Linked DNA regions of Homo sapiens: all the other regions are linked to region 1. Evidence: read pairs that join two places in POLR2A ChIA-PET (ENCODE). Cell type or tissue: PC-9. All regions are shown on one strand.

Region 1 (5,000 bases):
AAAAGGATACAGATATACTCACAGCCACAAAGCGATCGAGAGGGAACTAGATTTATGTCTTCTGATTTTGTAGCTAAGAACTCTTTTGTGATGCCTTTTAAGGTCATAGATACTGGATTGTGGAGGGAAGCTGGTATGTTTGGGGAGGCGCCTAAAGTTTTCAGGTTGTCATGCCAACACCCTGACAAATGCTTGTTTTCTGGAAGGAGCACAGTGAGTGTTAAGAGTAAGGCTTAGACTCAGCCCCTTGCTTGCTATATCTTTTCTTCCCGCCAGACCTCAAATTTCTAACTTCTAGAAGACGCACCTCAAAGAGTTTTCACAAGGTTGAAGCAGAGCCTCTATACGAAGGGTATATACACACGCCACAGGGCTGACAAGCAGGAAGTAGTCTGTAAGCATCAGCTGCCATTGCTGTTGTCTAGTCTTCCTGCTGTTGTGCCCCCGTGGCAGAGGCAGGGCATGGCCCTGAGTTCTCAGTTGTCCTAGGGTGTGAGGTTTGGAGCATCTCAGGTTTTGTACCAGGGTGGCATCTGTCTGTCTTCTATCCCCTCAGCCCCCCACCTCCATCTCCTCCCCATGCTGGCTCTGGAAACTCCGAAGCTGATCATAGCTTAGAGTTGGTTTTTTGAGTTGCTGGGAGCTGAATTTCTCTGGTGAGCAGGAACCTATGTAGTCCATGGGCAGTGGCATTGGATGGACCTAGGTTTGAATCTGGCTTCAGCCTCTTATAAACTGTGTGACCTTAGGCAAGTTACCTCACCCCTCTGGGCTCACTTTCCTGTTTAATCAAATGGGAATTATATTACCTCCTCCCTGAAAGTAATGCTGCAGAGAGTAAAAGAAGTAGCTCATGTAAAGGGCCGGTGCTTGGAAAGCATGCAAGGAGGTGTAAGCTGTTATTATCAATCCTGTGTCATTCTGTACTAACCCAAGAATGAAATTGCCCCAAGGGAAGGCCCTGTCTTCTCTCTCAGTCCCTACAACTGTGCTTCCCAAATGTTCATCTTCTGCAGGCCCCAGTCCCAGTTTTTGTTACCTTCACACACCATCTCTACTTACTGTCTTAATCTTCATCTTTGAATCAACTTACTTAAAAATACGTAAGTACATTTATTGAAAAGGAAGACTTTCTAATCACTATTGAAAATGCGAAATCAATATCACAGCAAGTTCTGAAAACAGAACAATGCTATTCAAGTTCCACATCAAACTATTGATGCCCAAAGGCACTGAGCCTAAAGTTTGTTTTCTTTTTGTTTAAAAGAGAAACTGGCAAGAGATTTACTGGTATGAAAGAGCCGTAGGCACCCACGGAGGCCTTTTCCTTAACTAATGAGCAAAATGGACTTGGTGTCACTTCAGGCTGTGATTCTGCACTGCCAACACTCATTTCCACACCATGGGGGACACAGGTCACCAGAGGGAAGAGGGCCTGACACTGGACCAGGTCTCAGGGAGGGTCTTGGTAATTGCCCATCTTTGAGCCTGCTTATTTAATTTTTATTTAATATGCATTCATCTAGTCCTTATTTCTGGGAACCGGGCATGATTTTAAGTACCTTACATGTATTAACTTTTTTTCCCCCTTTTTTGTGGAGAACAGGGTCTTGCTATATTGCCCAGGTAGGTCTCGAACTCCTTGGCTCAAGCTATCCTCCTGCCTTAGTCTCCCTAAGAGCTGGGATTACAGATGTGAGCTACCGTGCCCAGTGGGGATATATTAATTTACTTAATCCTCAAAACAACCCTGTGAGGAAGGTACTGTTATTCTCATTTTACAGATGAAAAAACTGAGGCACAGACAGGTTAAGTTTCTCAAACAGGTTGCACAGCTGAGTCATGGCAGAGCTGGGAGTTGAAGCCAGGTGACCTGGTTCTAGAATGCTCTTAACCACGATCTGACCTTCGGTTGGTTTTCCTTCACAAACTTTAAGAAGCACTTACCCTGTGCCAGGCTTGTGCCAGGGCGCTGGACACCCAGTGGTGAATCAGTGTGGGCAGCGTCCTCTGGAGACCCCCACGTTGAGGGCGAAGCCATGCAGGGATTGGACAGTTGGTGGTGGAGAGGGAGGAAGGAGATGAAATTGATGGGGTCCAACAGAAAGAGCAACTAGCTGTCCCAGAGGAGGTCTGGGAAAGCTCCCTGCAGGGGCCACCTCTGGTTGGGAGTCTGCCAGGTGGAAAAGAGAGAGAAAGGTCGTTCCAGGTAGAGGAACTAGCATGTGCAAAGACATGAAGGTAGGAATGTGCGTGATGTATTTTGGGAGCAATGAGTCATCCAGAATGCTGGAATGGGTGGGGAAAGATTAGAGATGAGGCCGAGAAGGCAGCCCAGGGCCAGGTTAGTACGGGCTTTGAATGCCTGGTGGAGTGAGAGTCTGACGTTACAAGCTAAAAGGTTCCAGGGGCCAGGCAGGCCGCAGGCTTGTGTCCTACTCACTAGAGGGTGGTGGGACCATGGGAACCAGGTCTCCCCGGTCTCTGCAAGCCCTCTTGGGGGAAGCTGCCCCTTCCTAGCTAATGGCTGCCCCAGAGAAACATGGATTTAATGTTAGCACAACTCTTGATTTTTCTTTCTGTTTTTTTTTTGAGACAGAGTCTTGCTCTGTCGCCCAGACTGGAGTGCAATGGCATGATCTCGGCTCGCTGCAACCTCCACCTCCCAGGTTCAAGCGATTCTCCTGCCTCAGCTTCCTAAGTAGCTGGGATTACAGGCATGTGCCACCACGCCCAGCCAATTTTTGTATTTTTAGTAGAGGAGGGGTTTGTCCATTTTGGCCAGGCTGGTCTCAAACCCCTGACCTCAGGTGATCCATGCGCTTCAACCTCCCACAGTGCTGGGATTACAGGCGTGAGCCACTGTGCCCAGCCAACTCTTGATTTTCCAAGATGAACTAGAGATTTGCATTTTGTTATAAAAATTTCCATTTTTTGACTTTTTATTATGGGAAAATATGAAACATATATATAAATAGAGAGAGTGATATAATGAACACGCAAGTACCCATTAACTGGATTTAATAATTATTAGCAATTTTTCCATATTTACTTTATCTTTTTGTTTTGTTTTGTTTTTGAGATAGGGTCTTGCTTTGTTGCCCAGGCTGGAGTGCAGTGTTGTCATGTCAGCTCACTGCAGCCTCCACCACCCAGGCTCAAGTGATCCTCCCATCTCAGCCTCCCAAGTAGCTGGGGCTACAGGTGCATGCCACTACAACTGGCTAATTAAAAAAATATATATTTGTAGAGACGAGGTCTTGCTATGTTGCCCAGGCTAGTCTTGAACTCCTGGCCTCAAGTGATCCACCCACCTAGGCCTCCCAAAGTGCTGGGATTACAGGCATGAGCCACCACACCTGGCCTGTATTTGTCTTTTTGTTGTTATTTATTGACTAGACTCTCAATTCTGTTCCAATGATCTATATACATCCATCCTTATGCCAGAGGCTGGTCTTGATTACTGTAGCTTTGTACTAAGTTTTGAAGTTGGGAAATGTGAGTCCTCTAATTTTGTTCTTCTTTTTCAAGATTATCTTGGATATTTTGAGTTCCTTGCATTTCCATATGGATTTTAGCCTCAGCTTGTCAATTTCTGCAGGGGAAAAAAAGGCCGCTGGGATTTTGTTAAACCTGTAGGTCAACTGGGGGAATATTGTCCTTTTAACAATTTTAAGTCTTCCAATCCATGAACATGGAGCACCTTTCAATTTATTTAAGTCTTTAACTTTTTTCAGTGATGCTTTATAGCTTTCAGTGTACAATTTTATACTTATTTTGCCAAATTTATTTCTAAATGTTTTATTCTTTTTGCTGCTACTTTAAGTAGAATTGTTTTTAAATTTTATTTTCAGGTTGGGAGCTGTGTCCTAAATCTCTTAGTCTAGAACCATCCTCCTCATTTTTTTTATGACATGACATCTTCTGGATTTGTCAGGCTGATTCCTTATGGTGCTGTTTAACTTGTTTCTCTCTTTCCTGTACTTCCTGTAAATTCTGTCTCAAATGGATTCAGATTAGATTTTTCTGGCATGAAAACTTAATAAATAGTTCTGTGTACTTCATATTGTATCACATCAGGGGGCATGTAATGTCCGGTTAGCATGAACTCTTCCAATTCTTTTTTTTTTTTTTTTTTTTTTTTTCCTCTGTCGCCCAGGCTGGAGTGCAGTGGATGATCTCGGCTCACTGCAACCTCTGCCTCCCAGGTTCAAACAATTCTCATGCCTCAGCCTCCCCAGTAGTTGGAATTACAGGCATGCGCCGCCACTCCTAGCTAATTTTTGTATTTTTAGTAGAGATGGGGTTTCGCCATGTTGGCCAGACTGGTCTCAAACTCCTGACCTCGAGTGACCCACTGCTTCGGCCTCCCAAAGTGCTGGGATTACAGGCATGAGCCACTGTGCCCTGCACAAAATCTTCCAGTTCTTAAGTACTCTGTATAACAAATTGGAGGACTTGATTTAGGAGCAGGGGTTGGGGGGAAGAGGGCAGAAGGAGGTGGGGAAGAAGAGGGCAGGGTCACAGGCAGTGGGATGGAGCAGCAGGGAAATGGGGAGGGAGGCCTAGCACACCTGTCACTAAACCCCAAAGCTCTCACATCCAGGCAGGAAAACTCACCAACGTGTGGCTACACACATGCACATGCACACATACACACACACGACAAATATTATGCAGGCGGAGAAATCATATATGTGTGCTATATGCTACCCTGCCCCGCTTTGTGAGTGGGTAGCCACGAGAGCTGGGAGCGGTCTGCCCAAATGTGTATGACCACACCTGGACCATGGCTCTTGTAGCGAGAGTATGGCAAGGGCTAGGCTGTAGGCTGGGCGTCAGTGAGGAGGCTAATGCAGGGATCTGGGGAGATGGTGGAGACATGAAACATGGCAGAGCCACTGGGGTGGGAAGGGAGGGCCTGGTGGCACCATCAGGAGGCTGGGCTTGGGCTTCCAGAAGCCTGGGGCATGGTTAGTCAAATTGTCCTTCTTGTGTTC
Region 2 (5,000 bases), 660 kb after region 1:
GCATATCATCAAGAAATAACCATAAAAATGGGCAAGCAGCAGCCCTTAGTAGGGTCAGTTTTTTGTTGTTGTTGTTGTTTTTTTTTTTTGAGACAATCTTGCTCTGTTGCCCAGGCTGGGGTGCAGTGGCGCAATCTCAGCTCACTGCAACCTCTGCCTGCCGGGTTCGAATGATTCTCCTGCCTCAGCCTCCCGAGTAGCTGGGATTACAGATGCCCACCACCACGCCCGGCTAATTTTTGTACTTTTAGTTGAGACAGGGTTTTGTCATGTTGGCCAGGCTGGTCTCGAACTCCTGACTTCAGGTGATCCGCCCGCCTCAGCCTCCCAAAGTGCTGGGATTATAGGCGTGAGCCACCGCACCCGGCCTGGAGTAGTCATTCTTTTATTCCTTTACTTTCTTAATAAACTTGCTTTTACTTTACTCTGTGGACTCGCCCTGAATTCTTTCTTGCATGAGATCCAAGAACCCTCTCTTGGGGGTCTGGATCAGGACCCCTTTCCTGTAACACATGTAAGTGATTCTTTTTGGAATGTATGTGCAGCAATCACCAAAACAACAGAAGCAGGGGGTGAGTGCAAAGCACATGAGGATGTTTCTGAAGTGTGTGCCCCAGAAGCTCGTGGCAGCTCAGGAGGCTCAGCTCATGTAAGTGGTTTTCTGGAGCACTTTGTACTGCAGGGTGAATCTCGTGGCAGCCAGGGCCACTGCAAAGACTGAAGCAACATTTGATTTGACAAATTCTTGTTTCATAAAAGGACTGTGTAACTCCCTCAACTTTTACATAACAGGATTGGATCTATGAGACCTAATGACGTGTACGGAATTAGATTTCATTTGTGGGAGACTGCAGCATTTTGAATAGCACAATGTATAAACCAGGAACTTTTGGGCTATGTCCCCAGGGACATAAAAGAAAAAAAGGATGCATGTAAGGGGGTGGTGGTCCCTGGAGGGAGAATTCCAAGTAATTCCCCTACTTCAACCAGAGTAGCAGCTGTGTGTGTGTGTGTTTTTTATCTGTTTGTTTGTTTTCTTGAGAAAGGATCTCACTCTGTCACCTAGGCTGGAGCCCATAGGCACAACCATGGCTCACTGCAGCCTCAAACATCCAGACTCAAGCGATCCTCCCACCTCAGCCTCTTGAGTAGCTGGGACTACAGGCACATATCACCACACTTGGCTGATTTTTTCATTTTTTATAGACAGGATCTCGCCATATTGCCCAGGCTAGTCTTGAACTCCTGACCTCAAGTGAGCCTCCCGCCTTGGCCTCCCAAAATGCTTGGATTATAGGCATGAGACAGCACACCCTACCTAAAAATCGGTTTACATTTTAAAAAAAAGTTAAATAGGACATTTTGCTAAGGGTCCTGGGAAAGTCATGATCCTGCCTTGGTACCAGGATCCAGGAAAAAGAGTCCAGTTCTACAAAGCTTTTTATGTACTTTGTGCTTTTAATTCTTACCAGTCCCCTGAAGAAGGAAGCTCCATTTTAGAGGAAGAACTACAAGGTTCAGAGAGATCACCAGCCTTGGTCAGGGCCTTACAAAGTAGTATACAGCAAAGCCAGGTCTCAACTTTCTCCCTGCCCTCTTCTGCTGCCTCTGATCTACATGGGGTGTGTTTCCATCACTATCACACCCGCCCCTCTCCACCCTCACTATCTCAGCTGAAACCTCAGACCACTAGGGAGCAATGCAGGCAAGTTACCCTTAGGATTATAGCACATCGAAGGTTCTTCTCAAGGACTTCCAGAAACATGCACATCCTGGGTTAGCTGGTGTGAGGCATATCCCAGCAAAATACAGGTATTAAAAATGGCAAATACTGACCAGGCATGGTGGCTCACACCTGTAATCCCAGAACTTTGGGAGGCTGAGGTGGGGGCATCACCTGAGGTCGGGAGTTCGAGACCAACCTGGCCAACATGGTGAATCCCTGTCTCTACTAAAAGTACAAAAATTAGCCGGATGTGGTGGCAGGTGCCTGTAATCCCAGCTACTCAGGAGGCTGAGGCAGACGAATCACTTGAACCTGGAGGCAGAGGATGCAGTGAGCCGAGATCGTGCCACTGTACTCCAGCCTGCGCCACAGAGTGAAACTCTGTCTCATAAATAATAAATAAATAAATAAATTAATTAATTAAAAATGGCAAATATGGCTTCTGTAAGATCATTTTGGAGAGGGTTCAGGGAAGCAGAGCTTTGCTCTGGATTGAGTGTCGTCAGGAAGCAAAGGTACGAGTACTATGACGTGGAATCTTAATAATGTTTTTGCTAGAAGGCAGGAAATCTAGAGTAGAGATATACCTATAATTGGTAAAGACAGCTTGTGACTCATATCAGCCAGCCTAAGGGTATGTTTGGTCCTTTTGAGGTTTAGACATGTTCTTGGTTTTGTTTGTGCTCAGACATGATTGGGGAATAGACTTGCTTTTGTCTTGTTCCATTGTGGTCTTACAGCAGTCTTGTCCAATGTTGTTATTCTGTGAAAACATGTATGTTCCACAGAACACCAAGGCCTGGCAGTGACTGACAGGCCAGCTCCTGGTTTTCTCTTTCTTACAGTTTAGTGACATTAAAAAACAAAATTTCAACAAATTTAGTTTAAAGATGTGGCCAGGCGCAGTGGTTCATGCCTGTAATCCTAGCACTTGGGAGGTCACGGCAGGCAGATCACTTGAGAACAGGAGTTTGAGACCAGCCTGGCCAACATAGTGAAACCCTGTCTCTACTAAAAATACAAAAATTAGCCAGGGGTGGTGGTATATGCCTGTAGTCCCAGCTACTCGGGAGGCCGAGTCAGGAGAATCACTTAAGCCTGGGAGGTGAAGCTTGCAGTGAGCCAAGATTGTGCCACTGCACTTCAGCCTGGGTGACACAGCAAGACTGTCTTAAAAAAAAAAAAAAGAGGCCAGGCACGGTGGCTCACGCCTGTAATCCCAGCACTTTGGGAGGCCGAGGCGGGTGGATCACGAGGTCAGGAGATCGAGACCATCCTGGCTAACACGGTGAAACCCCGTCTCTACTAAAAATATAAAAAATTAGCTGGGCGTAGTGGCGGGCGCCTGTAGTCCCAGCTACTTGGGAGGCTGAGGCAGGAGAATGGCGCGAACCCCGGAGGCAGAGCTTGCAGCAAGCCGAGATTGCGCCACTGCATTCCAGCCTGGGTGACAGAGCCAGACTCCATCTCAAAAAAAAAAAAAAAAAAAAAGATCTAATTGGCTTTTATTAGTGAACCATAAATTGGGCAGTGTCTCCTCTAAAGATTTCATGTTCCATTGGGCATGACAGATCAGTTTTTATAAGATAGTTTGAGCAAAAACAAGGAAATAGCATAATACAAAAAGCAGATCAGTTACCTTCAGGTTACTTTTCTTATAAAGACTAAAGCATAGGGAATTTCCTTATTATGTAGACCAAAACTGGCCAGTTTAGGGATTTGGCTGTCATCTTTCTCTCCTGACTTCTCCGAAGATCAGAAAACCAGTTTAGTTGTTTGGTTTGGTGACAAATAACTTTAGCATCAATAACTTCATTTTGGTTTGATCTTTTCTGTTGGGGCCCATTGCAGAAGCTCAGTCCAAAATAATGGCTTCCCATAAATTTCATTTAATAGTGAGATTAAATGTGGGTAGTAAAACCAGACTTTGGCTCCAGAACCTGCACTCATACTGAAGATGCTGTATTGCCTTGTTTGAAAGCACAGGCTGCTGAAGCCTGGGGATCTGTGCTCTTTATCTGTCTTGCCTAGTGTAGTACAGGATGCATGAATGAGGAACAGAGGAATCAAAGAAACAGATGATGGTGTGACAGCCACGGCTCAGTACAGCAAAGCCCTTTATAATAACTCAGGTCCGTTAAAAATGCACTGTGGGTCCAGGCGCAGTGGCTCATGCCTGTTACCCCAGCACTCTGGGAGGCCGAGGCAGGTGGATCACTTGAGGTCAGGAGTTTGAGACCAGTCTGGCCAACATGATGAAACCCTGTCTCTACTAAACATAAAAAAATTAGCCAGGTGTGGTGGTGCACACCTGTAATCCCAGCTACGTGGGAAGCTGAAGCAGGAGAATTGCTTGAGCCCAGGAGGCAGAGGTTGTGGTGAGCTGAGATCTCACCACTGCACTCCTGCCTGGGCAACAGGGCGAGAGACTCTCAAAAAAAAAAAAAAAAAAAAAAAAAAAAAAAAAAAAAAAAAAAAGGCATTGTGGAATTCTAGATACTGAAATAGATAAGCAAGCTGTTAAAATTAAGTTTAGCCTAAATCTGCTTCCTTACATATTTTAAGTTCAGCCTAAATGTTTCTCTGTACATAGTGAACTATAACCTAACTGGGTATGTAAACAGACTACATCCTACCCTCATACCAAATGACTGAGTTTTGGCCAATCAAATATGGCCAACTGTTCAAACTGTGTTCAAATAAGGCAAATGCAAAGCTGTACGCAATCCAGCTGTTACTTTACCTCACTTTGCTTTTTCTGTCCATAAATTCTCTCTGACCATGCGGCAGCACTGGAAACTCTCAGAACCTATCCTGTTTTTCTTTCTTTCTTTTTTTTTTTTTTTTTTTTTTTTTTTAAGAGATGGGATGTTGCTATGTTGCCCAGGCTGGTCTTGAACTCCTGGGCTCGAGTGATCCTCCCATCTCAGCCTCCCAAACGTGTGAGCCACTGCGCCCAGCCACAGAACCTTTTCTGGTTTGGGGGACTGAATGATTCAGAAATTGTTCTTTGCTTAATTAATCTGTTTAATTTGTCTACAGTTTTTCATTTAACTTTAGACCAATTAAACATTAATTAAGCAAAGAACAATTTGGTGTCAGAAGTAGGAACCAAAGTGGAGCTCCTAGGGTCTCCCAGGAGCGTCGAGTGACGAAATGAGTGACGTGCTGGACTTGTTTTGTCCATTCCTCTCTCACAGCAACTGGGGATTGTGGGTAAGCTCTCAGATTCCAAAGCCCCATGAATTTGGGTTTCTAGCTATCTAAGTTTCTT
Region 3 (5,000 bases), 62 kb after region 1:
TTTAAAGGTGTGATGTTTCTAAGGGGGGGGTGGAATCAAAGTAATCTTTCAAAACCTTTAGAGGAATTTGGGAAGAAGTAATGTCAGAGCTGATAAATCAAGAAAGAATGGTATAAATATATTACTTAGAGTTATACTAGGTAGTCATCAGGAATTACACTGTGAGAGTTGCGTTGGTGTGGAGAGAGGGGGTGGCAAATTACTGCTTTCTATAATAGGTCCGTAAATATTTAATTTCTAGCCATAGGGATGTATTGCTTTGATTAATTTTTTTCTAATAGAGGAATTCAAACACAGGAAGAAACCTTAGATAAATCTGTAAAGGACTAGGATGAGAGATTTCATTCATTAATTTTTGGGAAGCATGCGCATAGAGAAAGCGTCTCTTATTCTTTCTCAGATAGACACGCGTACATACGGAGTCGGTTCCCTTTCCTCTTGTGAATCATTTTGAACCAAGAATAATTAGAGCACCTTTGTATAGTACTTGGTATTTTGGATTTGCATTTTTTTTCCAGGGTTGGTGGTGGTTCTATTCCAATGTTTCAGGCCCTTAAAAAAGGACTTGTTTATAACATGAGTCCAGAAGCTGTCACATCAGAGGGCGTGTTCCCAGGCAGGTGGAGTGGGAAGGGACTTCCTGAGGCAGACACCAATGTTGTCCCTAAGTGGATGGCCCTTGTGGTTGTGGCATTTGAAGCCACAATGTCAGGAAGCGCATGGTCCCTCCTCTGTGTCTGGGGGCAGGAGAGAGGGCCTGACCATCGCTTATGCAGGCAAATAACTCCACCTATGGTGAGAATTGGCCTTGCAGAGTCTGAGGGCAGTTATCCAGGGTCACTATCTTGATCGTCACCAGCTGTGTCCAGTTGGAAAATCACCCTTCCAGCTTGTTCACTTCCAAATGTGGGACTGTGGGGCATTTCCTGGCAAGGCTGTGGACAAAGATCTGTCAGCCCAGGGCCTCAAAACAGCTGAGCTTCCAGCTCTGCAGCCTCTGCCTCCTTTTCCTCTAGGCATGGCCCAACATGCCTTTGCTGTGTACAGAAGGACATTTACCCTTTTTGGGAACTCTGGTTTCTGGTATGACCAGGTGTGGTGTTTGCACCCATGAAGTTAATATGTAGGTATAAGGTGAGGTTTCAGACATGGATTTGGGATTAGGACCAGTTAGAAACACCTATACATCACCTGTGATTCCCTTGGGAAGAGTCTGCTATTTGGGGGGGATAGCACCAACCCCCAGAAAGTGCCCCTTGGTGATTATCATGGGTCAAGGCATGTTTTATACACTCATGGTATGGATGAGAGCTTTTCAGACCTGCCAAATGTTGAACATCGTTTGATGTTTCTGAAAGGGAGCCTGTCTCTTGTGGATTGTGGTTCATGCACGTGGAATATTGTTTTCTGGTCATGTAACCAAGAGTTAAGTCTGCAAATACAGGTCAGTAATTGCTGGAGATGTCAGATAACCAGGTGTATCAGCTAGCTTATGCAGCACAACAAACCACCCCAGACTCTGTGACTTAATACAACAACTATTTATTGAGCTCACAGCTCTGTGGGATGGCAGTTTGGGGTAGGTTCATGTGGGCAGTTCTGCGATTTCGCCAAGTTTGGTTTATCTCAGCTGGAACTCACTCGTACATCTGAAGTTGGCTGCTGGATGGGCACAGGGCTTTCTGATGTCAGCTGGGGCACCTTCCTTTTCTCTGCAGGGTCTCTCATCATCCAACAGGCTAGCATGGGCTTGTTCTCATGGTGATGGGTCTGACCAAGAGCAGTGAGAGGGCAAGGCCAATGAGCAAGCACTTTTCAAGTTTCTGCTTGCATAATGTTTGCTGCTGTCTCATTGGCTAGAGCAAGTCACATGGCCAAGTCTGGCGTTCTTGTCAGAGTCATTAAACAAAATCAGAGCCGTTCCTGCAAGCTGTGCACAGCACCAGGGAACAGCTGACAAGGAGCCCAATGTTTCCATCCAAACATACCTCAGAGCAGGGAAAATGGCTCCTGTTATCCTAAAAGAAATCGTGGCTCCATTTTGCTGCTCCTCAACAATGTCATGTGTGAACCTCTGATCCCTTTGGTGGGAATGGTGATAATAAAAATAATGATTAGTGACATTGATAATGACAGCTAACCTTGTTTATCACATTCCAGACACTTCTAATTGCATACAAGGATTATCTCATTTAATTCTTAGAGCCATGAGAATAAGAAGCTACATATACCAACATTACATATATCTCAAAAACCTGTAAGTGGAAAATGATATTTATAGTATGAGAAATTTACATAAAATTCTAAAACACATAAAGCAATATTATATATCGTGGATATTTACATTTGTGTTTAAATAATGGAAATGATTAAAAAAACAAACTCGAAGCAGCTACTTTCAGAGGAGGATGGAAACTGGCAGAATGAAGCACATGGGAACTTTGACTATAACTGTGTGTGGGGAGTTGAGTTCTGACTGAAGTTTAAGATTGGTGGAGGTTGCCTAGGTGCTAGTTATATTCTCTCTGTACTGTTTATACATCTAAAATATTTCAGAAAGAAACTAGAGGTTGCTTCACCCACAAAAATACTTCATTGTATTAAAAATCTACACTAAAATCAATGGATCAATGGAATAAGATTTTTAAAATCCAGAAATGGACCCAATTTTCTAATTAAAGGAGTGTCACTCAAAAAGGTGAAATGGAACCTTTAATACATAGCAAAGAGACAACTGGGCAACCATTTGGGGAAAAAGTAAACTTAGATCCATGGCTCATACTTTGCACTAAAGTCACTCGCAAATGGATTGAAGATTTAAATATTTAAAATGAAAGTACAAAAAAGGTGGTGGTGAGCTCTCAGCCTCTGGGAATCACAGCTTTATAGAATGTGAGGTTTGGAAGTGACTTTATGGGTTACCTGTACCACAGGCATGCACTACCACACCTGGCTAATTTTTGTATTTTTAGTAGGGATGAGGTTTTGCCATGTTGGCCAGGCTGGTCCTGAACTCCTGGTCTCAAGTGATCCATCCACCTCGGCCTCCCAAGGTGCTGGGATTACAGGCATACCATCTCTTTTATAGATGGGGAAACTGAAGGACAGGGGTAGAAGTGTATTTTTACCCAGACATTGAGCCCTCTCAAATTGGCACTAGTGCCGGAGTTTCAACTAGATCCCAGGTTGTGGAGCAGAGTTTCTGTGTGCTGGTGAGCAGCTTGCCTGAATCTGGTGAGATAGAACACCCACGTACACAAGTTACATGAAATGAAATGGGTTTATTACTTACAGACAGGCAGCAAGGGACAACAGAAGCCTGGGATTCATTGTAAGCCAGTCCCCCAGGCTCAGGAAATCTGCCCGGGGTGAATGGAGTCTCTGTGTGTGTGCCCCAATTGTACCACATCTGAGATACCCCAAAAGACAGCCCAGCCCAGGTTGTATACTTCAGGGGCAACACGATAGGCTGGGCTAAAACACCTAAGGATACCCCGTTTGTAGGGGAAAGAGGAATAGAGCCTGGGCTGTTGTAGCCAGTTCCTGCGTATCTCAGGATATTGCATTCCCAGCACACGCCAAGTTAGTCCTGAGAACCTTAAGCAAAAAAGTGGGTAGCTGGGCATTGTGGCTCACGCCTGTAATCCCAGCACTTCAGGAGGCCAAGGCGGGTGGATCGCTTGAAGTCAGGCGTTCGTGGCCAGCCTGGCCAACATGGTGTAACCCCAACTCTACTAAAAATACAAAAATTAGCCAGGTGTGGTGGCACACATCTGTAATCCCAGCTACTTGGGAAGCTGAGGCAGGAGAATCGCTTGAACCCAGGAGGTGGAGGTTGCACAGTGAGCTAAGATCACACAACCGCACTCCAGCCTGGGTGACAGAGTGAGATTCTGTCTCAAAAAAAAAGTTGCGGGGGAGGTGGGCAGGGGTGGGGGGCAGGCAAGGAGAACTGGGTTGATGGGTTGGCCCAAGGCCGCCTGGGGAACTGTCCTGCACAGATCAACCAAAAGGTAATATTCAGTGACGACTTGTGCACCAGGCACTGTGCCAGGACTTTACCTAGATGATCTTATGTTTTCCCACCAAATGAGCTAGTTGCTGTCATTACGCCCATTTTACAAATGAGGAAGTTGAGGCTGCGTGAGGTGGCTGAACGGCCAGCGATGTGGCCTATGTGCTCTGCCGCACTGCATTCCCTGGAAGGGTGGTGGCTGGTGTGCCCATGGCTCTGGCGGGAGTGGGCAGGGCTGCAGTGGAACAGTGCCTCAAGGATAAGTTGGGGCAGGATATGGGGAAGATAGGAGGACAGGACAAGGAATTTGGAATCCAGCAGCAGCAGCTACGTGCAGGGGGAGAGTTTCCTCTCCTTTCACACAAAGCTGGCCATGCACTTTCTATCCTAGATGAGCCAGCTGTACCCGTTCCAGCTGCAGCAATGGCATTGGGGCCAAACCAGTTTTTAAAAGGCTCTGGCTGTGGGAAGTGGAGAATCTGCTGCCAGCCAGACACGGCCAGGGTGTAAACTGGAAAAAGGCTTCTCTTCCTCCGGTCATTGTTTTTTACAGTAATTCTCCATCTTTGATATACAATATTTATGGGGTACATGTGATATTTTGGTACATGCATACCATGTATCATAATCGAAGCAGGGTAGTTAGGATATCCGTCACCTCTCCCCCAGGGATTGTTGGAGTCAGGATGGCATTGCACAGCCTGAACAATCACAGGTGGCCCTGGGGGCTGACTGAGGCGGAATGGGACGCTCACTCTAGGTGAATTGGGTGACAGTGGTCATGGCCAAAGTGTAAAGACGGAGTTCGGGGAAGGAGAGAAGGAGGGGGTAGGGGCTCTGGCACTGGGCCTTAAACAGTAGCATCCAGTTAGGAACTGCAGTTTCATAAACCAAGCTTCTTTTTATCATATTGCACACCAATAAAAAGTACAAGGGATTTGGGAGGCTGAGGCGGGTGGATTGCTTGAGCCTAGGAGTTAGAGAT

What was found. ChIA-PET counts read pairs that join two places held together with the same protein. Peaks named below come from ENCODE experiments on the same cell type or tissue, not always from the same donor. Only the 100,000 strongest peaks of a DNase experiment are listed, where the experiment ranks them.
Region 2: POLR2A ChIA-PET joins it to region 1 with 40 read pairs; 1 of 35 experiments calls an interaction of 5 or more read pairs at or near these places.
Region 3: POLR2A ChIA-PET joins it to region 1 with 6 read pairs; 3 of 35 experiments call an interaction of 5 or more read pairs at or near these places.

Annotation. Positions count from the first base shown.
Region 1 is chr20:44,149,109-44,154,108 of GRCh38, reverse strand. The region is part of intron 2 of JPH2 (junctophilin 2); the gene reads left to right. LOC124904909 (a long non-coding RNA gene) reads right to left here and starts at 2,191. Exons shown (of 2, transcript XR_007067596.1): 1 at 1,948-2,191. RefSeq lists an enhancer at 1-791. In PC-9, no CTCF peak of the experiment used is centred here; DNase peaks (open chromatin) are centred at 1,888 and 2,268; H3K4me3 peaks cover 306 bases; H3K27ac peaks cover 1,794 bases.
Region 2 is chr20:43,489,630-43,494,629 of GRCh38, reverse strand. No RefSeq gene overlaps it. Among named protein-coding and RNA genes, the nearest start is that of L3MBTL1, 16 kb to the left of the region's middle. In PC-9, no CTCF peak of the experiment used is centred here; a DNase peak (open chromatin) is centred at 2,339.
Region 3 is chr20:44,086,995-44,091,994 of GRCh38, reverse strand. No RefSeq gene overlaps it. Among named protein-coding and RNA genes, the nearest start is that of JPH2, 98 kb to the left of the region's middle. RefSeq lists an enhancer at 1,712-2,006. In PC-9, no CTCF peak of the experiment used is centred here; no DNase peak of the experiment used is centred here.